Linked DNA regions of Homo sapiens: region 2 is linked to region 1. Evidence: read pairs that join two places in POLR2A ChIA-PET (ENCODE). Cell type or tissue: OCI-LY7. All regions are shown on one strand. Each heading gives the region's core, and the rest is flanking DNA. Links, peaks and the distances in the headings are about the cores only. Region 1 overlaps CAMSAP3 (calmodulin regulated spectrin associated protein family member 3). Region 2 overlaps LOC105372263 (a long non-coding RNA gene).

What was found. Peaks named below come from ENCODE experiments on the same cell type or tissue, not always from the same donor. Only the 100,000 strongest peaks of a DNase experiment are listed, where the experiment ranks them.
Region 2: POLR2A ChIA-PET joins it to region 1 with 5 read pairs; 1 of 35 experiments calls an interaction of 5 or more read pairs at or near these places.

The regions. Positions count from the first base shown.
Region 1 is chr19:7,599,682-7,611,283 of GRCh38, reverse strand. CAMSAP3 (calmodulin regulated spectrin associated protein family member 3) reads right to left here. Exons shown (of 17, transcript NM_020902.2): 2 at 5,805-6,058; 3 at 4,891-5,013; 4 at 4,713-4,808; 5 at 3,020-3,158; 6 at 669-808; 7 at 491-584; 8 at 353-407; 9 at 116-189. Among named protein-coding and RNA genes, the nearest start is that of CAMSAP3, 9.6 kb to the right of the region's middle. RefSeq lists enhancers at 5,547-5,841, 5,392-5,891, 5,892-6,393. In OCI-LY7, for the core only: no CTCF peak of the experiment used is centred there; a DNase peak (open chromatin) is centred at 5,403; H3K4me3 peaks cover 299 bases.
Region 2 is chr19:7,771,701-7,783,302 of GRCh38, reverse strand. LOC105372263 (a long non-coding RNA gene) reads right to left here. Exons shown (of 5, transcript XR_001753858.2): 2 at 10,698-10,758; 3 at 2,966-3,148; 4 at 2,695-2,761. Among named protein-coding and RNA genes, the nearest start is that of CLEC4M, 14 kb to the right of the region's middle. In OCI-LY7, for the core only: no CTCF peak of the experiment used is centred there; a DNase peak (open chromatin) is centred at 5,022.

The sequences.
Region 1 (11,602 bases), core at 3,401-8,400:
GGGGATCTGATGGAGAGGCTATTGGAAGGCTCACGAGGAGACAACATGAGGCCCACTGGGGCAGTCTGTGAGTGGGGGGGTCCCCCGTGACAGAAGCCACCTACCCCCTCCTCACCTGTGGATCCTCGGAGTGGGGACTGGGGGCCACCAGATGACAGAAGCGGGTGGCGGAAGGTGAAGACAGGAGAACTGTACGGAGAGACGTACTTCAGCCTCAGGACCCCCACCTCCTCCTCCGCCTCTCCCCGGGGGGAGACAACAGCATCACCCAGCTGCGTCCCAGTGCTCAGCAAGGCAGACATGGAGCCCCACACCCACAATGCCAGAGACTCGCCCAGTGTGGGGAGCGTACCTACTGCCGCTGTTGTTCTGAGGTGGGGAGGCCTCAGTGCCCCGGGGGGAGGCAGCTGCAGTACAGAGAAGAGGGTCAGGCGGGGGTTTGGCTCTCCCACCCGCCCCCGACCCGGCCCCCAGGCCCCCAGGGCCTCACCGTGACCATCGGGCAAGTCCTTCACTTGCACAAAGTCGGGCTTGAGCACCTCAAAACACATGAACAACTCGGCCAGCATCACCACCAAGTTGACCTGGAGGTGGGAGGCCGGGTCAGCAGACGGGACCCCTGGCCCCAGATGCCCGCCTCGGCCCAGGAGGCCCCAGGATGGCCTTACCTTGAGTGGCGGTGGGACGTACAGCAAGTCCTCAAGGGACAGGGGGCAGCCACGAGGAAGGCGAGAGGCACAGAAATCCTGCACGAGCTGGAGGTTGTACAGGCTGTCCGCCACAGACATGGGGTCCTTCAAGCACACCTCTGTGGGGACAGGAGGAGTGGGTCCCCAACTCTATGAGGAGGAGGATGGGGCCCCAGGGAAGCCAGGGACCAGCAGTCCCCCACACACGGAAGACCTCCTATGAGCCCAGCTTCTGCCAGGTGCCCTTCGAGAGGTGAATTCTTTTTTTTTTTTTTTTGAGATGGAGTCTCGCTCTGTCACCCAGGCTGTAGTGCAGTGGCGCAATCCCAGCTCACTGCAACCTCTGCCTCCCGGGTTCAAGTGATTCTCCCACCTCAGCCTCCTGAGTAGCTGGGATTACAGGAGTGTGCCACAACACCAGGCTAATTTTTTGTGGTTTTAGTAGAGATGGGGTTTCACCGTGTTAGCCAGGATGGTCTCGATCTCCTGACTTCATGATCCGGCCGCCTCAGCCACCCAAAGTGCTGGGATTACAGGCGTGAGCCACTGTACCCGGCCGAGGTGAATTATATGATAGACCGTCCTTAGGCCGGGGGTCCTTAACCCCCGGGGCGTGGCCTGTCAGGAACTGAACCGTACAGCAGGTGAGCTGCAGTGAGTGTATTTACAGCCGCTCCCCGTCACTTGCAGGACCACCCGAACCCCGCTTCCGTCAGATCAGCGGCGGCATTCGATTCTTACAGGAGCGCGAACCCTATTGTGAACCTGGCGTGTGAGGGATCTAGGTTGCACCCTCCTTATGAAAATCGAATGCCTGATGATCTGTCACTGTCTCTCATCACCCCCAGCTGGGACCGTCTAGTTGCAGGAACAAGCTCAGGGCTCCCACTGGTTCCCCATGATGATGAGTTGTAGAATTATTTCATTCTATGTTACAACGTATTAGATATAAAGTACATAATAAAGATTAACGTGCTTGAATTATCCCAAGACCACCTCCCTGCCTCCATCTGTGGAAAAATTGTCTTCCACAAAACCGGTCCCTGGAGCCAAAAAGTTGGTGACTATTGCCTTAGGCCTTTGCATCTTTCTAGAACACTCTCCCCCAAGACCTCAGCTCAAAAAGCTTTTCCGGGCCAGGTGTGGTGGCTCACACCTGTAATCTTAGCACTTGGGGAGGCTGAGGTGGGAGGATGTTTGAGCCCAGGGATTCAAGACCAGCTTGGGCAACATAGCAAGACCCCATCTCTATTTTATACTTTTTTTTTTTTTTTTTTGAGATGGAGTCTCGCTCTGTTGCCCAGGCTAGAGTGCAATGGCATGGTCTTGACTCACTGCAACCTCCACTTCCTGGGTTCAAGCGATTCTCCTGCCTCAGCCTCCTGTGTAGCTGGGATTACAGGCGCCCGCCACCGCACCCGGCTAATTTCTGTATTTTTAGTAGAGACGGTTTCACCATCCTGGCCAGGCTGGTCTTGAACTCGTGACCTCGTGATCCACCCGCCTCGGCCTCCCAAACTGCTGGGATTACAGGCGTGAGCCACCACACCCAGCCCTATAATTTTTTTTTTAATAAAAAAGAAAAAAGAGTTTTTTTAAAAAAAGCTTTTTCTGACCACCCATTGCCTTTAGGACTACCCAGTATGCAAAAAGTACTTCTGGGCCGGGTGCAGTGGTTCACACTTGCAATCCCAGCACTTAGGGAGGCCAAGGTAGGCAGATCACTTGAGGTCAGGAATTCGACACCAGCCTGGCCAACACGGTGAAACCCGTCTCTACTAAAAATACAAAAATTAGCCAGGCGTGGTGGCGTGTGGCTGTAGTCCCAGCTACTCAGGAGGCTGAGGCAGGAGAATGGCTTGAACCTGGGAGGTGGAGGTTGCAGTGAGCCGAGATCATGCCATTACACTCCAGCCTGGGCAACAGAGCAAGACTCCCGTCTCAAAAAAAAAAAAAAAAAAGTACTTTTGGATAAACTTAGTATCTTTCTCTCCCAGCTAGAGCCGTCTGTGAAGTGGGGAGTGTGTCTCTATTCTGGCTGGATCCCCAGTGCCTAAAACAAGGTCTGGCACACAGTCCACACTCCATACGTTTCATCTGCTGCAGGAATGAACTCCTGGAAGCACAGAGAGGTTTATATACTTGTGTGAGGTCACAAAGCTCATTGGGGAAGAGAGAGACACAAACTCAGGCCTGCCAGTTCCGGAAGCTGCCCTCATGACCACTGCATCGTTGCTGGTCTCGCGGACCTGGGGATGGAGGGTCTAGGGGCTGGGACTTAGGATGCCCAGCTCCCCGGCACAAGATCTGTTCCACATCCATTTACTCACCCTCAAGTCGAAGCAGCTGGGGACAATAGCAGTGGATGGTGGCGGCCAGCGCGGCCCCACTGGCCAGGTCCTGGAGGCTGGTCACCGTCGGGAAGCAGGGGGCACGTCGCGCCACCACACGGTCCTTGCGGTATCGGATCTGCAGATGGGAGCCAGGTCAGGTGAGTGGCCAGGCTGGCCCCCAGGGTCAGCGGTCATGCAGGCTGGGCAGGGAGGCCTGGGGTTTCCGCCATGAGGGGGCGGGAAGCTGGGGGTCCCAGAGACAGAGTTGGGGGGCCAGCCTGGAGCAGGGGAGGGGCAGCAGCAAGAGGCAGAGGAGATGTCTTCGAGCAGCCAGGCCAGCAGCGGGGGCTGGGGACAGGGACTCCTGGGACCCCGGGGCGGGGGATACATTACCATGGGGGGTTTGCTCCCCGACTCCTTCAAACAGAAGGCAATTGCGTGCTGGGGGGAGAGGAGCAGCCATCAGCAAGGGGGAGGGGTGCTGACCTGCTGGGCCCCCAAGCCCACCTTGGGGGGGAGGGGGTAGCCCTGACCCTGGTCCTGAGCCCCGGCCGTCCAGCTCCCTGACTGCTCTGGCCGGCTTCGCGAACCCCAGCTCCTCCCAGCCCCAAGGGACCCCACAGAGTAGGAACCCCCTCTTATGCGGGGAATCCTCCTCCCACAAAAGACCCAGGCCCCCAGCTTGGGGAGAGGATGCAGAGGAAGCGGGTAGGCAGGAAGGGAACCTCCCAACCCAGGCCCCAGGGTGGGGGAAGGAGTGAGCAAAGGTGGGGACGCCAGCCAGCCCAAAACCTCCCCCACTTCCTCCTTGTTTATCTACTATGGGAGTAATTTATATGAAGCACAGAGAGGTTTAGATACTTCTGCAAGGTCACACAGCTCATTCAGGGAAGAGAGAAATTTCAACTTCCAGCTTCAGGGATGGGCCTCCTCCTCCTTTTCAAAGCTGGGATTTTTCTCTAGGGAAGCTGGGGGTCTCAGTTAGGAAAGTTATTCTATCTTCTTCTGCATTGGAGGGTCTTCCCCTTGGCCAGAGGGTGCCCTGCCTGCTAGGGTCAGGATCCACGTTTGTGATGGGCTGCAGGTCCCCCCTTCAGAAATTTATGTGGTCTCCCCACCTCGGCTAAGGGGGACAGGTTCAGGGGGTCCCACCCTCTTCATTAATGGGAACGGGGAGGGCTTGCCCTTCTGAATAACGGGAGGGGAAGTTCGTCCCCACCCATCAGTTCGCTGGGGGAGGGGTCTGCCCTCTCAGTTAATGGCCGAGATTCTACCCTTCTCTTGGTTCACAGAGGGGTTCTCCCTGTCTCCCAGGACTGGGGTCCAACCTCCTTTGCTCACAGCTTGGGGAGGTATGAGAGGGCGCGCAGACAGGCAGGCAGAAACAGACATACAGACAGACAGAGCTACAAGCAGGGCAGGCAGACGGGGCGGACAGACAGCCCCACTTACAGGAACCAGCTTCCAGTACCAGCGCGTAGGGCACTGAGGCCAGAGAGGCAGAGAGGAGGGCAGCGGGTACCGGCACAGGGGACGGGCAGGGCACAGAGAGATTGAGAGAGGGGGGAAGAAAGAGAGAGTGTGTCACCTCTAGCCCCCTCCCCACTTCAGGAGTGTCCAGGAAGCACAGCCCTGCCCTCCCAGATCTCCGGTCCCCCATCCTTCTGACGGTTCTATGCCCTGGCCTCACCGAGGGCTGCGCCGGGGCCGCCCCGTCTGCAGGGGCTGCTGGAGAGGCTCGCTGGGCCGCTTCCTGCTCGGTCTTCTCCTGCAGCCGCCGGACGGTCTGGAGGGCAGGGAGGGGGTCAGTGGTCTGGCCACTGGACGATGCTGGTCCCCGAACCCACCCCAGGCCCAACCCCACCTACCGTGTCCACCCAGAAAAGCAGCTTGTGCTCCAAGCTGGTCAGGGCCAAGGGACCTGGCAGGGTCTTTGTCCACTCGAAGGCAAAGGCAGCCATGAGGGCATCAATGACAGCTAGGTGGGCTCCCTGTGGGGGCAAGCGCTAGAGGGTGAGACCTGAGAGCTGCAGGAGGCGCACCTCGGCCCCCAAGGGCCTGGGAAAAGGAAGAACCTGCAGATGGGAGGGACTTGACGGGGGGGGTGGGGCTTGAGGGGGCGGGGCCAGTGGTTCATGGGTGGGGCCTTAAGGGAAGGAACAAGAAATGGGGTCCCGGAAAAGCCACGCACGATGGGTGGGACTTTGAGGTCAGATGCTAGGCGTTAGGATAGGGTGGGCTGTGTACACAAATCCTCAAGGGCCAGAGTAGCGCCTTTTTGGGGAGCTGGGTTTGATGGGAGGGGCCAGGCTTGATGGGAAGAGCTTGAGGGGAGGAGCCAGGGCTGGGGGGAAGAGCTAGGCTTAATGAACAGAGCTTGAGGGGAGGAGCCTGGACTGGTGGGAGGAGCTAGGTTTGATGGACAGAGCTTAAGGGACAGAGCCAAGACTGATGATAGGAGGAGCTAGGTTTGATGGACATAGCTTAAGGGAAGGAGCCAAGACTGATAGGAGCTAGGCTTAATGGATAGCGCTTGAGGGGAGGAGCCAGACCTCGTGGGAGGAACTAGGCTTAATAGCGCTTGAGGGGAGGAGCCAGGCCTGGTGGGAGGAACCTGGGGGAGGAGCCAAGCCTGATGGGAGGAGCTAGGCTTAATCGACAAAGCTTGAAAGGAGCCAAGACTGATAGAGGGAACTTGGGAGGAGCCAGGACTGGCGGGAGGAGCTTGAGGGGAGGAGCTGAGCATGGTAGGCGTGGTCTAACAGGCAGTGGCGGGGCCTACCATGAGAATGGGCTGGTGCCTCAGGTCGGCCTCGCGCACCGGGCGCTCGGGCAAAGCAGGCACTGTGCCCCTCCGCGCCAGCAGGGCCAGCAGTGCAGAGGGGTTGGGGGGTGTTTCAAGCTGTGGCAGTGCCTGGCGCCAGGCTCTGCAGTAGAGCTCGGCTGAGAGCAGCAGCCGTGTCACCGGGGGCTTCACATGCTCCTGCGCGTACTGGTCGGTATAGAAGGGCTCCCACAGCTCCGGGGGCACGTGCTCTGTGGGGGCATAGAGGGGAAACACGGGGGTCAGGGTCACCAGATACAACACACACACACACACACACACACACACACCACATGGCCCGGATTAAGAGTGTGTCTGGACCAGGGAGGATGGCATTGGGAAAGGAGAAAGGGGATCTGGGCTGAGAGTGCAGATGTGCAGGAGTTTGCTGGAGGAAGGGGTGATGGCGTTGTAGGCAGAGGGGCCTGCAGATGCAAAGCCCAGCAGGTGGGAGAGAACACGGTGCCTCAGGGAGCTGATGGGCACTTAGAGTGGAAAGGAGGGGAGGCTACCCCCAATACCAGGCCAGCTGGACTGGCTCTTGTAGGTCCCAGGAAAGACAATAACATCGGCAATCCTAAGAGCCTTCCTGCTCTTGCCAATGTAGACTCACTGAGCCTTACATCAACGCTAGGAGGCAGCCAGGGCCCAATTGGCAACCCCCATGTTACAGAGGAGGAAACTGAGGCACAGAGAAGGAAAGTCCCTTGCCCCAGGCCAAATAACTCTTCAACACCAGGACTGGGGTTAGACCCAGCAAACTGGACGCCCTCTCTTAGCTTGCAGGCAGGGGGGGATGAGTGGGGGGCACACAGGCGAGCAGGGGAGGTGGGCACACCACAGGCACATCGAGGGAGTTGAGTGATGTAAACCTGGTGATTGAAGGGAGGAGGCAAGGGACAGAGAGGGAGGTAGCCAGGACCTTGCTGGGTCTGAGGGGGAAGAGGGAAGAGAGGGGTAATGACTGAGCTTGGGTGCAGGAGGAATGGGAGGTGAAGGGGTGAAATTGAATGTGAGGGGCTTTGAGGACATCCTTGAGGCAGATTATGTGAAAGGCTGGGGCTTAGAGAGATGGTGAGGTCACATCATAGAGACAGCCTGAGGTCCCTAAATAGGACAATGGGAAGAGGCGTGAGGAAGCCCCAGGTGGACAGTGGGCTGGGGGCAGAAATCCACGTAGGACCAAGAGTGGAGAGGAGAAGGCCAGGAAGGCTTGGCAGGGGTCGGGGAAGAGGTGACTGAAATCAACAGCAGGGAATCTGTCCAGCTCTTGTTCTAATCTGCACAGCTTTTGCGGTTTTTTGGAGATAAGAGTCTCTCTGTCGCCCAGGCTGGAGGGCAGTGGTGCAATCTTGGCTCACTGCAACCTCTGCCTCCCGGGCTCGAATGATTCTCCTGCCTCAGACTCCCAAGTAGCTGGGATTACAGGTGCGATGCTGCCATACCCGGCTAATTTTTGTATGTTGTAGAAACAGGGTTATCACCATTTTGGCCAGGCTGGTCTTGAACTCCTGACCTCAAGCGATCTGCTCACCTTGGCCTCCCAAAGTGCTGGGATTACAGGCGTGAGCCACCACGCCCAGCCTGCACAGCCTTCTCTGTTTGTTTGAGTTTTTGCTGGAGTGCAGTGGCACGATCATGGCTCACTGCAACCTGAACTCTGGGCTCAAGGGATCCTCCCTGCCTCAGCCTCCTGAGTAGCTGGGACCGCAGGCACGTGCCACCACACCCAGCCAATTTTTAAATTTTTTTATAAAGATGGAAGCCTCACCATGTTGCTCAGGCTGGTTTCGAATTTCCTGGCCTCAAGTGATCCACCTGCCTTGGCTTCCCAAAGTGCTGGGATTATAGGGGTAAGCCACTGTGCCCAGACTTGTTTTGTATATTGGGGTTCTGTGTGTGTGTTTGAAAGAACGGGGTGGGGGCCGGGTGCAGTGACTCATGCCTGTAATCCCAGCACTTTGGGAAAACAAGGTAGGCAGATCTTTTAAGGTCAGGAGTTCAAGACCAGCCTTGTCAACATGGTGAAACCCCATCTCTACTAAAAATACAAAAATGAGCTGGGCATGGTGGCACACGCCTATAATCCCAGCTACTCGGGAAGCCGAGGCCGGAGAATCGCTTAAATCTGGGAGGCAGAGGTTGCAGCCAGCTGAGATTGCGCCACTGCACTCCAGCCTGGGTGATAGAGCAAGCCTCTGTCTTAAAAAAAAAAAAAAGAAAGAAAGAAAAAAAAAGAAAAGAAAGAACAGGGTAAGGGGTTCTAGTGCTTCAGAACATATTTGAACGGGACTTCTCCACCTGTGAGGACCCAGGCACTCTTGGCTGCCTTCTGTCCCTCCCTGTCCTGGCTCCTTTCCCACCTTCTAAAACCACACTGGACCGTCCCACTTAACGCGCCACCCGCATGTAGACTTGGACCTTCTTTTTGCCCCTCTCATCTTGGCTCCTTGAAAGAAGAGGTATTTCAGGCTCACTTCCTCCCTGCCCTCCCAGCCCCCCTCCACCTCTCCCTCAATTTCCCTGAGCTCGATGCTGCCCTCATGGCTTCCGGTCTCCCCAAGGCCAGCAGGGACCTCCAAAGCATATCTGTGGGCCCGTATCTCGCCTGGGCTCTGTGCCCAGTGCCTCCTTCTTCCAGAAACCTTCCTCCCACAGGCGTCTCCTTGTAAATGGACATGCCCCACCCCCACCCCAGGCCACCCTACCCCGTGACGGCTTCCAGGGCCACCTGAAGACTGCAACAGCGGCTGCCACGGGCCCCACTGCACCCTGGGCATCTCCCACAATTCTCAACATCTCACCCACACCTCCCCTCCTCCCTGCCCCCAAGGCAGTGAGAAATCACCCTCCCTCCCTTTCTTTACGCCCTCACCCCACATTTAATGCGTCCTTGGCTTTCAACTTCCTGATATCTCCCAAATCCAAACCCTCCTCTCTACCTCCCCAGCCCCGGCCTTGGGCACGTCTTGCTCCCACCAGCAAAATCACACGTGTTTCTTTCCTACAGGACTTTTCAGGGCCTTTAAGATGAAAAACAAGAAACAAAAAACACCAAAACCTTAAGCTAGGGCTACACTGACATTTATCAGACACTTATTATACACCGATGTTCTTCCACCTTGGTTCATTGGTACTTGGGGCTGGAAAATTCTTTGTATTCAGGGGATGCTGTCCTGTCCTGTACACTGTGAGATGTTTAGCAAAATCTCTGGTCTGTATTTACTAGACGTCAGTAGTACATTCCTCCCAAGTAATGACAACCACAAATGTCCCCAGACACTGCCAAATGTCAATTAAGTGTCAAAATCATCACCAGTTGAGAACCACTGCCTTATACTATAAACTTATTCTATTTTTCTTTCCTTTTTTTTTTGAGACAATCTTGCTCTGTCACCCAGGCTGGAGTGCAGTGGTGCCATCTCGGCTCACTGCGACCTCTGCTTCCCAAGTTCAAGCTATTCTCCTGCTTCAGCCTCCCAAGTAGCTGGGACTACAGGCGTGCACCACCATGCCCGGCTACTTTTTGTATTTTTAGTAGAGATGGGGTTTCACCACGTTGACCAGGCTGGTCTCAAACCCTGACCTCAAGCAACCCACCCACCTTAGCCTCCCAAAGTGCTGGGATTACAGGCATGAGCCACCACACCTGGCCCCACTTTCTTTTTATTTTATTTATTCATTTATTTTATTTTATTTTATTTTATTTTATTTTATTTTATTTTAGAGATGGGGTCTCACTATGTTGCTCAGGCTGGTCTTGAACTCCTGAGTTCAAGGGACCCTCCCACCTCAGCCTCCTGAGTAGCTGGGACTACAGGCATGTGCTACCACACCTGGCTAAAATGTTTACTGAGCATTATTTACAGCAGAACACTGCTGTCTGATAGAAATACAATGTGCCCAGACTGGCCAACATGGTGAAACCCCACCTCTACTAAAAATACAAAAATTAGCTGGGCGTGGTGGCGCATGTCTGTAATCCCAGCTACTCAGGAGGCTGAGGCACGAGAATCACTTGAACCCAGGAGACGGAGGCTGTGGTGAGCCGAGATTGTGCCCCGGCACTCCAGCCTGGGCCACAGAGCAAGATGCTGTCTCAAAAAGAAAAAAAAAAGAAATATAATGCGTATAATGTGAGCCCAATGAGCCGTCAAGTTTCCTAGAAGCCACATTACATATGTAGAAACAATAAGAATTTAGTAATATATTTCATTGACCCAAGACATATCCCACTCTTATTTTAACATGTAATCAACATAAAAATATTATTCATAAGATATTTTACACTGGTTTTTGTTGTTTGTTTTTGGACCAAGTCTTTGGAACCCTGAGTATATTTTACATTTACAGCACATCTTGGTTCTGATCAACCACATTTCAAGTGACTCAGTAGCCACATCTGGCTGGTGGCCACCATATTGAATAGCACAGGTCTACAACATAGCTAGGATGGATGGATGGATGGATGGATAAATGGATGAATGGGTGGGTGAATGGATGGATGGATGGATAAATGGATGAATGGGTGGGTGGATGGATGGATGGATGGATAAATGGATGAATGGGTGGGTGGATGGATGGATGGATGAATGGGTAGGTGGATGGACAGATAGATGGATGGGTAGATGGGTGGGTGGGTGGATGGGTGGATAAGTGGATGGGTGGGTGGGTGGAAGGGTGGGAGGATGGGTGGGTGGGTGGATGGATGGGTGGATGGAAGGGTGGGTGGATGGGTGGGTGGATGGATGAGTGGGTGGGTGGATGGATGAGTGGATGAGTGGGTGGGTGGATGGATAAGTGGGTGGGTGGATGGATGAGTGGATGAGTGGGTGGGTTGGTGGATGGATGAGTGGGTGGGTGTGTGGGTGGATGGATGGGGGGTGGGTGGGTGGATGGATGGATGGGTAGACGAGTGGGTGGGTGGATGGGTGGATAGGTGGATGGGTGGGACGGTGGGAGGGTGGGTGGATGGATGAGGGGGTGGGTGGGTGGGTGGATGGATGGATGGGCGGGTGGATGGATGAGTCGGCGGGTGCATGGATGAGTGGGCGGGTGGACGGATGGGTGGATGGGTGGGTGGGTGGATGAGTGGGTGGGTGGGTGGATGAGTTGGTGGGTGGGTGCGAGGGTGGGAGAGTGGGTGGGTGGGTGGATGGATGAGTGGGTGGGTGGATGGGTGGATGGATGAGTGGGTGGGTGGGTGGGTGGAAGGATAGATGGGTGGGTGGGTGGATGGACGGACGGATGGGTAGATGGGTGGGTGGGTGGATGGGTGGGAGGGTGGGTGGGTGGATGGGTGGGAGGGTGGGTGGGTGGATGGCTGGGTGGGAGTGTGGGTAGGTGGATGGATGGGTGGGTGGATGGATGGATGGGCGGGTGGATGGATGAGTGGGCGGGTGGATGGATGAGTGGGCGGGTGGATGGATGAGTGGGCGGGTGGATGGATGGGTGGATGGGTGGGTGGGTGGATGAGTGGGTGGGTGGGTAGGTGGATGAGTTGGTGGGTGGGTGGATGGATGGATGGGTGGATGGGTGGGTGGATGGATGGGTGGATAGGTGGATGGGTGGGTGGGAGAGTGTGTGGGTGGGTAGGTGGGTGGGTGGATGGGTGGGTGGGTGGGTGGATGGATGGGCGGGTGGATGGATGGGCGGGTGGATGAGTGGGTGGATGGATGAGTGCGTGGTTGGATGGATGAGTGGGGTGGGTGGATGGATGAGTGTGTGGGTGGATGAGTGCGTGGGTGGATGGATGA
Region 2 (11,602 bases), core at 3,115-8,114, 170 kb before region 1:
ATCACCTTAAAAGTAAAGCATCATTACGTAACAAATCATAACAAATAGAGTGGAGGTCCCTTGTACCCCACCCTGCTCCTATTCCCCTCCCCAAGGTAACTGCCCTCCCAAACTTGGTGTTTATCCTATTTAAAATAATTATGCATGTACCCAAGGACAATATTTTGGATTTTTTTTTTTTTGAGAAGAAGTCTCACTCTGTTACCCAGGCTGGAGTGCAGTGGTACGATCTCGGCTCATTGCAACGTCTGCCTCCCAGGTTCAAGCAATTCTTCTGTCTCAGCCTCCTGAATAGCTGGGACCACAGGCACACTCCCCCACACCTGGCTAATTTTTGTATTTTTAGTAGAGACGGGGTTTCACCATATTGGTCAGGCTGATCTTGAACTCCTGACCTCAGGTGATCCACCCACCTCAGCCTCCCAAAGTGTTGGGATTACAGGCATGAGCTGCCATGCCTGACCTATGCTGGTTTGTTTTGCACATCTGAAAACTTTACAGGAGTGTTACCACATGGTCTATATCCTTCCGTAACTTGTTTTTGTCCTCTCTACATTACATTTATGAGATATATCTATTCAATACCCATTATTCATTTAAAAATGAAGACAGGCACAAAAACTAAATGCTTAATAAAGAGAGAACAGAATAAAGCTTTCTTAATTTGAGAAGTGGTAATTTCTGGGATCCTACAGAAATATCTTACATAACACTAAAATATGAGAAACATTTTAGGTAAAATGAAGAACAAATAAAGATGTCCGTGGTTTAGTGGGTTGATTTATAGCTCCCAAAAAGACATGCTGAATGCCTAACCTCTGGTATCTGTGAATGTGACTTTTAAAATTGGGAAACACGGTCTTTTTTTTTTTTTTTTTTTTGAGATGGAGTTTCACTCTGTTGCCCAGGCTGGAGTGCAGTGGTAAGACCTCGGCTCGTTGCAACCTCTGCCTCCCGGGTTCAAGTGATTCTGCTGCCTCAGCCTCTTGAGTAGCTGGGATTACAGGTGTGTGTCACCACGCCCGGCTAATTTTGTATTTTTAGTAGAGACAAGGTTTCTCCATGTTGGTCAGGCTGGTCTCGAACTCCTGACCTTAGGTGATCCACCTGCCTCGGCCTCCCAAAGTGCTGGGATTACAGACGTGAGCCACTGTGCCCAGCCGAGAAATAGGGTCTTTGCTGATGTAACTACATTATGGTGAGGTCATGAGAGTGGTCCCTAATCCAGTATCACTATGTCCTTATATGAGGAGGAGAAAGGTACAGAGAGAAGATTATGTAAAACGGCAAGAGGGAAGAAAGCCACGTGACAAAAGAGGCAGAGAGTCGAGCAAAGGGTCTGCAAGCCAAGGAATGCCAAAGGTTGTCGGCAACTGTCACTGACCTTGATCCCTGTTGTAGTGAACAGAGGATGATAAATGCAGGAATAAAGATAAAGACAAAAAAGTATATTTGGAAAAAGGGGTCGGGGGCTTCTTGCTTCTACTGAACAAGGGCCCTGAGCTTTAAAGCCCTTCACATTTTATTGGGTAAATAAAAGTAAATAAAAGTCCTGGCGTTTTTTCCACTGAGGGGGGGGGTACTGCATTATAAGGTCCTCTCTGTCCTGAGATCTGGCGGCATTCTTTTTCAAAATGTCCAGTTTTTCCACAATTATAACATTTTCCCACTTGAGGGCTTAATCCTTGGCTCCTTTTAGATTTGTCAACTACTAAATCAGCCATTGCTTCCGCTAACATTGCAGAGCGATGAAGCTCAATTCCTACATCCTGACAAGCTCTGAGAAAATTTCCCAAGTTTTTAGTACACCTCACGGGTGCCAGTGCACGTTTACAATCTGCGTCTGCATTCTCAGAAGCTAAAGTTAAGGTTAGCGCCTCTGCGGCAGTGGCATGAGGAATCTGACACTTCACTGCCTCTCGTAATCTTGCAAGAAATTGTGCAGAGGGCTCCTGTGACCCTTCCATGAAAGGTAAAAAGGATTGTACTGGGACTCCCTCTTCAGGAATTGTGGCCCAGGCGCGTTTAGTTCCATTTGATGTTCCAGGTCTGAATAAGGGCCATTACCCAATAGCATATCCTCTGCGATGTCTCCGTGTCCAGCAGCACGATTCTGTCTAACCTGGTCTGTACACATTTCTTGCCCATTTAAATTCCATGTCAGATATGCACTAGCAGACAAGCAAGTTCGAGCCCAGTGTTTTACATCAAAGGGTAGAAGACGCATAGCACCAAATGCAGATTCTGGCAATCCTAAAGTGAATGGGCTCTGTACCCCGATATTAACTACACTGGTTTTTAATTCATTCAACAACTTAAACTCTAGTGGGGTGTGTTCATGAATAAACTGCTGTGGATTATTTGAATCGGGCCTTACGGAAATAGGAAAAGCACAAGGTCCTGAGGGCTCTCCAGCTATGGCAGCAGAGCGTAAAATTCTTTGTATTGGGGTCTCTATTCCTGCTACCGAAGGAGGCGGCACAGATGTTTCTGCAACTGGAGGAGGCAGTATAGGCCAATTTTTATCCTCCCTCTCCTGTTTTTTATTTTCAATTGAAGCTGTGGGTGGGACAACAGATTCTTTCAGATTTTTAGACTCAGCCTGCTGTCCCGCAGAATAATAAGGAGATAACGGCATAAGTACAGTACGAATTAGACTGCAAGTACAGAAAGCAGAAGAATCAACTTTAAGACCTTTTTGATGAGCATGTTTCAATCCTTCTCCCGCTCTGTTCCAGTTTTCCACATCAAGAGTGCCTGCCTGTGGAGACCATGGGTTATGCGTTAATAACCATTTGTGGCTTCTGCAGGAGGTTGGTTAGTATCTGCGAATTAACCTGAGCTCCAGACTGTCTCAACAGAACTTGAAGCAAGTGCACATGTTTTTCTTCAACAGACAAATTCTGCCGCATGTTACCCTGATTCAGAAAACTTCCCGTTCCCAGTACTTCTTTAGGGCACTGACCTTATATCCGCTGCTGGCAGGCTTGTCTCGGGGTCCCCATTCATCTTGTCGTTTTCGGTTCCTCTGCTCCAGCCGACCTTCTTCGTTCACGTCCTCCGGTCTCTGTGTTCAGAAGCCACTTTGCAACGTCCTCAAGTCCCTGTTCTGGGTCGCCACTTTGCCACGGATTCCATCCCTGTTGGACTGAACAAAGGATGATGAATGTGGGAATAAAGATAAAGACAAAAGAGTATATTTGGAAGAAGGGGTCGGGGGGCTCCTTGCTTCTTTCTAGTGAACAAGTACCTTGAGCTTTAGACCCCTTTGCATTTTATTGGGTAAAGGAGATGGGGGCGGGGGGTGGTTGTCAGTCAGCGGCTTGATTTACAGCAGGCTTGCAAGGCTGCATTCTTCGAGCAATAGGCTCTAGATGTCCCAGTAGATAACCCCAGTGAGCGTGGTGCCAGGGAGTGATTGCCCTCAGCAAACCTTCTGGCGGTAGGCGCAGTCGTGAGTTTGCCCACATCCTGCGTTCATGATAAACACTTTGCTGTTTGATCATACAGCTTCCAGTGGAATGCTGAGTTGGTCACGATCCCTTTGGCCTTTTCGGCTCCCAACAGGCAATCACCAGAATCTAGGGAGAGGCAGGGAAGGATTCTCCCCTACATGATTCAGATGGAACATGGCCCTGCTGACACCTTGATTCCAGACTTCTGGCCTCCGGGACTGTGAGATAATAAATTAGCATTGTTTGGAGCCTCCCAGTTCATGGTAGTTGCTTACAACAGCCCCTAGCTGCCTGATACTGGTGGGATAAGGGGCAATTTCCACAATCCTACAGAAACTCCTTAATAATTAAATATGAGAACTGCATTTGGTAAAGTCAAGAACAAAATAAAGATGGCCCTCTTGCTGTTTTCCCAATGCAGTAAGAAAATAAAAAGAAGCCCAGGCACAGTGGCTCACGTCTGTGAATCCCAGCACTTTGGAAGGTCAAGGTGGGAGGACTGCTTGAGCCCAGGAGTTCAAGACAAGCCTCCACAACATAGGGAGACCCCGTTTCTACAAAAAATACAAAAATTAGCCGGGTGTGGTGGTGCACATCTGTAGTTCCAGCTACTTGGGAGGCTGAAGTGGGAGGATTTGAGCCTGGGGGTTTGGGGCTGCAGTGAGCCATGACTGTGCCACTGCACTCCAGTCTGGGCAACAGAGCGAGACCTTGTCTCAAAAAAAAAAAAAAAAAAAAAGACCGGGCGCGGTGGCTCACACCTGTAATCCCAGCACTTTGGGAGGCTGAGGCGGGCGGATCACGAGGTCAGGAGATCGAGACCATCCTGGCTAACACGGTGAAACCCCGTCTCTACTACAAATACAAAAATAATTAGCCAGGCTTGGTGGCGGGCACCTGTAGTCCCAGCTACTTGTGAGGCTGAGGCAGGAGAATGGTGTGAACCTGGGAGGCGGAGGTTGCAGTGAGCTTTGATCGCGCCACTGTACTCCAGCCTGGGAGACAGAGCGAGACTCCGTCTCAAAAAAAAAAAAAAAAAAAAAAAAAGAGAGACAGAAATAAATAAATAAATAAATAAGACCTATAAATATATTGAAAGCAAGAGTCAAAGCTGACTGTAGTTTGAAGCCATAATCACGTATCTAGGAAGTTCTAGAGGCTTAACTTCAGGAGTAATTAGAGCTCACAGCAAGATTTCTCTATAAAAGGAGCAGCTTTGTTTGGTTGAAGTAACGAGTATTTGCAAACGCAGGAGAAAACAAACCCTGTTCACAGGGCAAGAAAAGCTTTTAAACATTAAAGAATAGTCGTAAGAAGAATATGGGTAAATCTCCCATGCTTAACTAAGATCTGAATAAAGAAAGACACAGGATGAGTTTCCCCCCAAAACACTCAGTATTTCAGAAAGGCTATTTCTTCCAAAATGAATTTATAAATCGAATGCTGTAGTGAATTCCTCTAATTTGTGTTGCGTCAGCCCCTTTCTGAATATGTTTGACTCTCCTTCCAAAAACAGGGCTCAGTCAGCCTTGACACAGTTTCCAGTTCCCCACCTGCTCCTAGTTCCTCAATGTGGTTGATCCAGATCTGCTTTATCCAACTTCCCCCCGATGACCACCTGCCTATGGGGCAGCTGGACACAGCCTATTGATTGGCTCTGCAGGCCCCCACACCACCCATCCACATCTTACACGGACTGCAGATATGGTGCAGTGACCACCTCTCAGTCACAGCCTGACCTCCTGAGACTCACGCCTGCTTCCATGAAACCCACCAATTAAAACTCCCTGAGGGAAACCTGTGTGGATAACACCCTGGACCTAATCACGGCATTGTCACACTGGTTGCTTCCCCTCTGTCTCCCTGCAAAAGCTCTCCCTGACCTGTGTGTGTGTGTGTGTGTGTGTGTGTGTGTGTGTGTGTGTGTGTGTGTATATGTGTGTTTGTGGCCTCTGGAAGTGCCATGCCCTCCCTACCCAGGACCCCTAAGTAATACAACCTTTATTTCCACCTCTTGTCTCTCCTAATCATTGAATGGGTTTCCTCCATCCTAAAAATCCTAGAGTAGGCCAGGCACAGTGGCTCTCGCCTGTAATTCCAGCACTTTGGGAGGCCAAGGCAGGCAGGGATCACCTAAGGTCGGGAGTTTGAGACCAGCCTGACCAACATGGAGAAACCCCATCTCTACTAAAAGTACAAAGGAGGCAGAGGTTGTGGTGAGCCAAGATCGTGCCATAGCACTCCAGCCTGGGCAACAAGAGTGAAATTCCGTCTCAAAAAAAAAAAAAAAAAAAATCCTAGAGTAAAACAAATGCTCATCCCAATAAAAATCCTAAATAGATTTTTTGATAGAGCTTTTTTTAAAAATTGTGGTAAACGATATATAACATAACATTGACCATTTGTAAGTGTACAGTTCAGTGGGATTAAGCTCATTCACATTGTCGTACAACCATCACCACCATCCATCTCCAGGATTTTTCAACTTTCCAAACTAAAACACTGTCCCTGTGAAACGCTAAGTCCTATTCCTTTTTCTCCCCAGTCCCTGGTAATCACCATTCTGCTTTCTTTTTCTTTTTCTTTTCTTTCTTCCTTTTTTTTTTTTTGAGATGGAGTCTCCTCCTGTCACCCAGGCTGGAGTGCAATGGCATGATCTCGGCTCACCGCAACCTCCACCTCCTGGGTTCAAACCATTCTCCTGCCTCAGCCTCCCGAGTTGCTGGGATTACAGGTGCCTGCCACCACACCCAGCTAAGTTTTGTATTTTCAGTAGAGACGGGATTTCATCATGTTGGCCAGGATGGTCTCGAACTCCTGATCTCATGATCCACCCACTTCGGCTTCCCAAAGTGCTGGGATTATAGGCATGAGCCACCGCGCCTGGCCTCTACTTTCTTTCATTATAAATTTCTCTGGGTAGCTCATATAAGTGGAATCCTAAAGAGTGGAATCCTAAATAGGTTTATTGAGTCTTTTTTCAAACTTTTTACTTTGCAATCGTTTTAGATTACAGATAAGTTGCAAAGATAGTACAGAGCCTTCTCTATATCTTTTGCCCAGCTTCCTTTAATGTGAACATCTTTTTGTTTTTGTTTTTGTTTTTTTTTTTTGAAGCAGAGTCTTGCTCTGTCGCCCAGGCTGGAGTGCAATGGCGTGATCTCGGCTCACTGCAACATCTGCCTCCCGGGTTCAAGCAATTCTCCCGCCTCAGCCTCCTGAGTAGCTGGGATTACAGGCGGGTGCCACCATGCCTGGCTAATGTTTGTATTTTTAGTAGAGACGGGGTTTCACCATATTGACCAGGCTGGTCTCAAACTCCTGACCTCAGGTGATCCACCTACCTTGGCCTCCCAAAGTGCTGGGATTATGGGTGTGAGCCACCACAACCAGCCGATGTTAACATCTTGCATTACCATTGTACATATGTCAAAGTGAAGAAATTAATATTGGTGCAATACTCTGAACTAGAAACTATAGATCTCGTTCGGATTTCATTAGTTTTTCCATGGGTGTCCTTTTTCTGTGGCAAGATCCCATCCAGGATCCCACACTGCATTCAGGTAGTGATGGAATTTGCCTGGCGGCAGTAACTGAGCACCACTGGCTGGGGAGAGGGGAGCTTAAATAACAGAAATCCATTCTGTCCCAGTTCTGGAGGCTGGAAGTCCAGGATCAACGTGTCGGCAGAGTTACTTCCTTCTGGGCTGTGGGGGAAGGATCCACTGCAGGTGTCTCTTCTTAGTTTATATCTGGTCCCCTCTTCCCTGTGTCTTCAGCTGTCTTCCTCTGTATGTGCCTGTGTCCATATTTCCCCGTTTTAGAAGGACAGTTCATCATAGGCCAGGCGCAGTGCCTCATGCCTGTAATCCCAGTACTTTGGGAGGCCGAGGCGGCAGGATCACTTGAGGTCAGGAGATTGAGATCAACATGTACTAAAAAATGCAAAAATTAGCTGGGCATGGTGGTGCATGCCTGCAATCCCAGCTACTCGGGAGGCTGAGGTAGGAAAATCGCTTGAACTCTGGAGGTGGAGGTTGCAGCGAGCTGAGATTGTGCCACCGTACTCTAGTCTGGTCGCCAGAGCAAGACCCTGTCTCAAAAAAAAAAAAAAAAAAAAAGGACACCAGTCATATTGGGTTAGAATCCACTCTCATGACCTCATTTTAACTTAGTCATCTCTACAAAGACCCTATTTCCAAATACAAGTACATTTTGAGGTACTGGGGGTTAGGACTTCAATGTATGAAGTTGTTGGGAGACAAAATTCAGCTCGTATCAGTCATCACTTCTCCTGCATCTCCTGCAAATGCTGACAGGTTTCTTGTCTTTCACGATATTGACAGATTTGAAGAGTATTCATCAGGCATGTATTGAATGGTCCTTGATTCGGATTTTTCTAGTGTTCTCCAATGGTTAGAGCGAGGTTGTTAGTTTGGAGTTAAGAATATCACAGGCCAAGTGCAGTGGCTCATGCCTGTAATCCCAGCACTTTGGGAGGCCGAGGTGGGCGGATCTCCTGAGGTCAGGAGTTTGAGACCAGCCTGGCCAACATGGTGAAACCCTGTCTCTACTAAAGATACAAAAATTACCCGGGCATGGTGGTGCCGGACCTGTAATTACACGCCTGTAATCCCAGCTGCTTGGGAGGCTGAGGCCAGAGAATCGCTTGAACCTGGGTGGTGGAGGTTGCGGTGAGCTGAGATCGAGCCACTGCACTCCAGCCTGGGTGACAGAGCAAGACTCCATCTAAAAAAAAAAAAAGAATATCACAAAGGCTAGGTGCCTTTCTAGTCACATCCTATGGGGGTGTGTGTATGATATCCACGTGAACATGCCTTTTATTGACAATGCTAGCCTCGGTTAAGGTGGTATCTGCCAGGTTTCTCTACTATAGAATCTCTCTTTTTGTCTTTTCATACTCTCTTCCGTGCCTCAACAGGGTTAACATTGCTCCCAAGGGGAAGAAAACTATTTCTTTGAGGGCCACAAAGAATCTCAGCTATCACCATGTCTTGGCACTCTCCAAAGCTCAGCCCTTCCCAAATTGCTTTTTTTTTTTTTTTTTGGAGACGGAGTCTCGCTCTGTAACCCAGGCTGGAGTGCAGTGGCGCAATCTCGGCTCACTGCAAGCTCCGCCTCCCGGGTTCACACCATTCTCCTGCCTCGGCCTCCCGAGTATCTGGGACTACAGGCGCCCGCTACCAAGCCCAGCTAATTTTTTGTATTTTTAGTAGAGACGGGGTTTCACCCTGTTAGCCAGGATGGTCTCAATCTCTTCTGACCTCGTGATCCGTCTGCCTCGGCCTCCTAAAGTGCTGGGATTACAGGTGTGAGCCACCACGCCTGGCCTTTTTTTTTTTTTTTTGAGATGGAGTCTCACACTGTCGCCCAGGCTGGAGTACAGTTGCGTGATCTCTTCTTGCTGCAGCCTCTGCCTCCCGGGTTCAAGTAATTCTCCTGCCTCAGCCTCCTGAGTAGCTACAATTACAGGCACCCACCACCACGCCTGGCTAATTTTTTGTATTTTTAGTAGAGATGGGGTTTCACGTGTTAGCCAGGATGGTCTCGATCTTCTGACCTCGTGATCCACCCATCTCGGCCTCCCAAAGTGTTGGGATTACAGGCGTGAGCCACCACGCCCGGCCCAGTCTCCCCATTTAGAGTAGGGAGTAGGTAGGTAGGCAGACATGAGCCCGGTGGGAGACGCCCCCCTGCTACAAGGTGATGATCAGGTGGTTGTTAAACTGTTTCTCTAAAATAATAATTGGGCCGCTGGTCCTAGGGAAAGGCAGGCTCCCAATAGACAGAAAACACCTGGAGCTGGTGATTGGCAGCTTCCTGATAAGATCTCAGGAGCCGGGCAAGTCAGCTCAAGCATGTGCACCAAGAGGCAATCGGTAGAGGTTTTGTTTGTTTGCTTGTTTTTAGACAGAGTCTTGCTCTGTTTCCCAGGCTGGAGTGCAGTGACGCAATCTCAGCTCACTGCAACCTCTGTGTCCTGGGTTCAAGTGATTCTCGAGCCTCAGCCTCCCAAATAGCCAGGACTACAGGCGCATGTCACCATGCCCCACTAATTTTGTATTTTTGGTAGAGATGGGGTTTTGCCATGCTGGCCAGGCTGGTCTTGAACTCCTGACCTCAGTGATCCACCCACCTTGGCCTCCCAAAGTGCTGGGATTACAGGTGTGAGCCACCGCACCTGGTGGGTGGAGTTTACCTGGTATATGACCTTCCTCTAGGACCACTAGATTGGTAACGGAAAAACACCTGAAATAAGCATGTGCACAACTTCAGTAAATACACTGTTCACGTGGCCCCCCGCAAGTGCTGGCAGGCTACTGCGCATGCAGACAGCGCACCCCAGTGAAAGAATCAGGGAAGGCCAGGCGTGGTGGCTCACGCCTGTAATCCCAGCACTTTGGGAGGCCGAGGCAGGTGGATCACCTGAGGTCAGGAGTTTGAGACCAGCCTGGCCAACATGGCGAAACCCCGTCTCTACTAAATATACAAAAAAACTAGCTGGGCGTGGTGGCAGGTGCCTGTAATACCAGCTACTCGGGAGGTTGAGGCAGGAGAATTGCTTGAACCCGGGAGGCAGAGGCTGCAGTGAGCCAAGACTGCCATTGCTCTCCAGCCTGGGTGACAAGAATGAAACTCCATCTCAACAAGAAAGAATCAGGGGAGAAGAGATGTGAAACTCCAGAGCATCCCAGCACATTAAACCCCAAGTCAAAGGTCGCACTGAGCACCTCAATCTCTCAAATTGCCTGGTTGGCCCTCTTCCAAGAGTGTACTTTACTTCCTGTTTTTCCTGCTGTAAAACCTTTTAATAAATTTTCACTCCTTCGCTAAAACTTGCCTCAGTCTCACTTTCTGTCTTACTCTTCTTGGATGAATTCTTTCCTCTGATGAGGCAAGAGCCGAGTTGCAGCAGATCCGTAACCTCAAAGTATCACCTCCCCCTCAAATACTTACTAATTAGCATGGAGGTTTTAACGTATGTTCACACATTCTTATACCCCTTTGAGTGGGGCTGGACTTAGTGACTCACTGCAAAGGATTACAGCAGTATCATTCGCCTGACAGTTTCTTTCTTTCAGCACTCTGAATATATCATCCCATTCTCTCCTGGCCTTTAAGTTTTCTGAAAAGTACTTTAAGTTTTCTGAAAGCACTGATACTTTCCCTCCTGAGAGCTGGTTGTTAAACATTTGCAGCAGGCCACGGTGATTTGCTTACCTTTGACGTTTTCCCCAAAACATTCACATTCGCCTTGATAGACATTTCTGCCAATTGCCCCCTAAAATTAAATATCAACGCATAAGATTTTGTTGGGTAGGGCTGAGCCTTGGAGAGCACCAACACAAGGTAATATCTGAGCAACTTGCTTGTACCACTATTAACAACCTTTATGCAACATCCTTCGACAGAGTGAGTGGTGCATTTGTTACAATGGATGAGCCTGCACTGACAAATCATTGTCACCCAGAGTCCACAATTTACATCAGGGCTTACTCTTGGTGTTGTACATTCTGTGATTTGAAAAAATGTGTAGTGATGTTGCAGTATCATACGGTAGTTTCCCTGCCCTAAGAATCCTCTGTGCTCCACCTATTCACAAATAGATTTTCAACAGTCTTTTGAAGGATTGCCAAACAGATTTTAAACAAATTTGACAAGTGGATTATCTGGAATATGATAAAGAGGTTGCAGCTAGGAAGAGTAACTTCTTCAGATCAGAGAATGGGGAGGGAGCCAGCTTTCTTTTTTTTCTTTTTTTTTTTTTTTTTGAGACCAAGTTTCCCTCTTGTCGCCCAGGCTGGAGTGCAATGGTGTGATCTCAGCTCACTGCAACCTCCACCTCCCAGGCTCAAGCGATTCTCCTGCCTCAGCCACCTGAGTAGCTGGGATTACAGGCACGCGCCACCACGCCCAGCAAATTTTTGTATTTTTAGTAGAGACGGGGTTTCACCATGTTGCCCAGGCTGGTCTCGAACTCCTGACCTCAGGTGATTTACCCACCTTGGCCACCCAAGGTGCTGGGATTACAGGCGTGAGCCACCACGCCCAGCCGGGAGCCAGCTTTCATTATCACTGTAGAGATTGATGGGTTTTGGTTCCAGGCACACACATGACTTATTCAA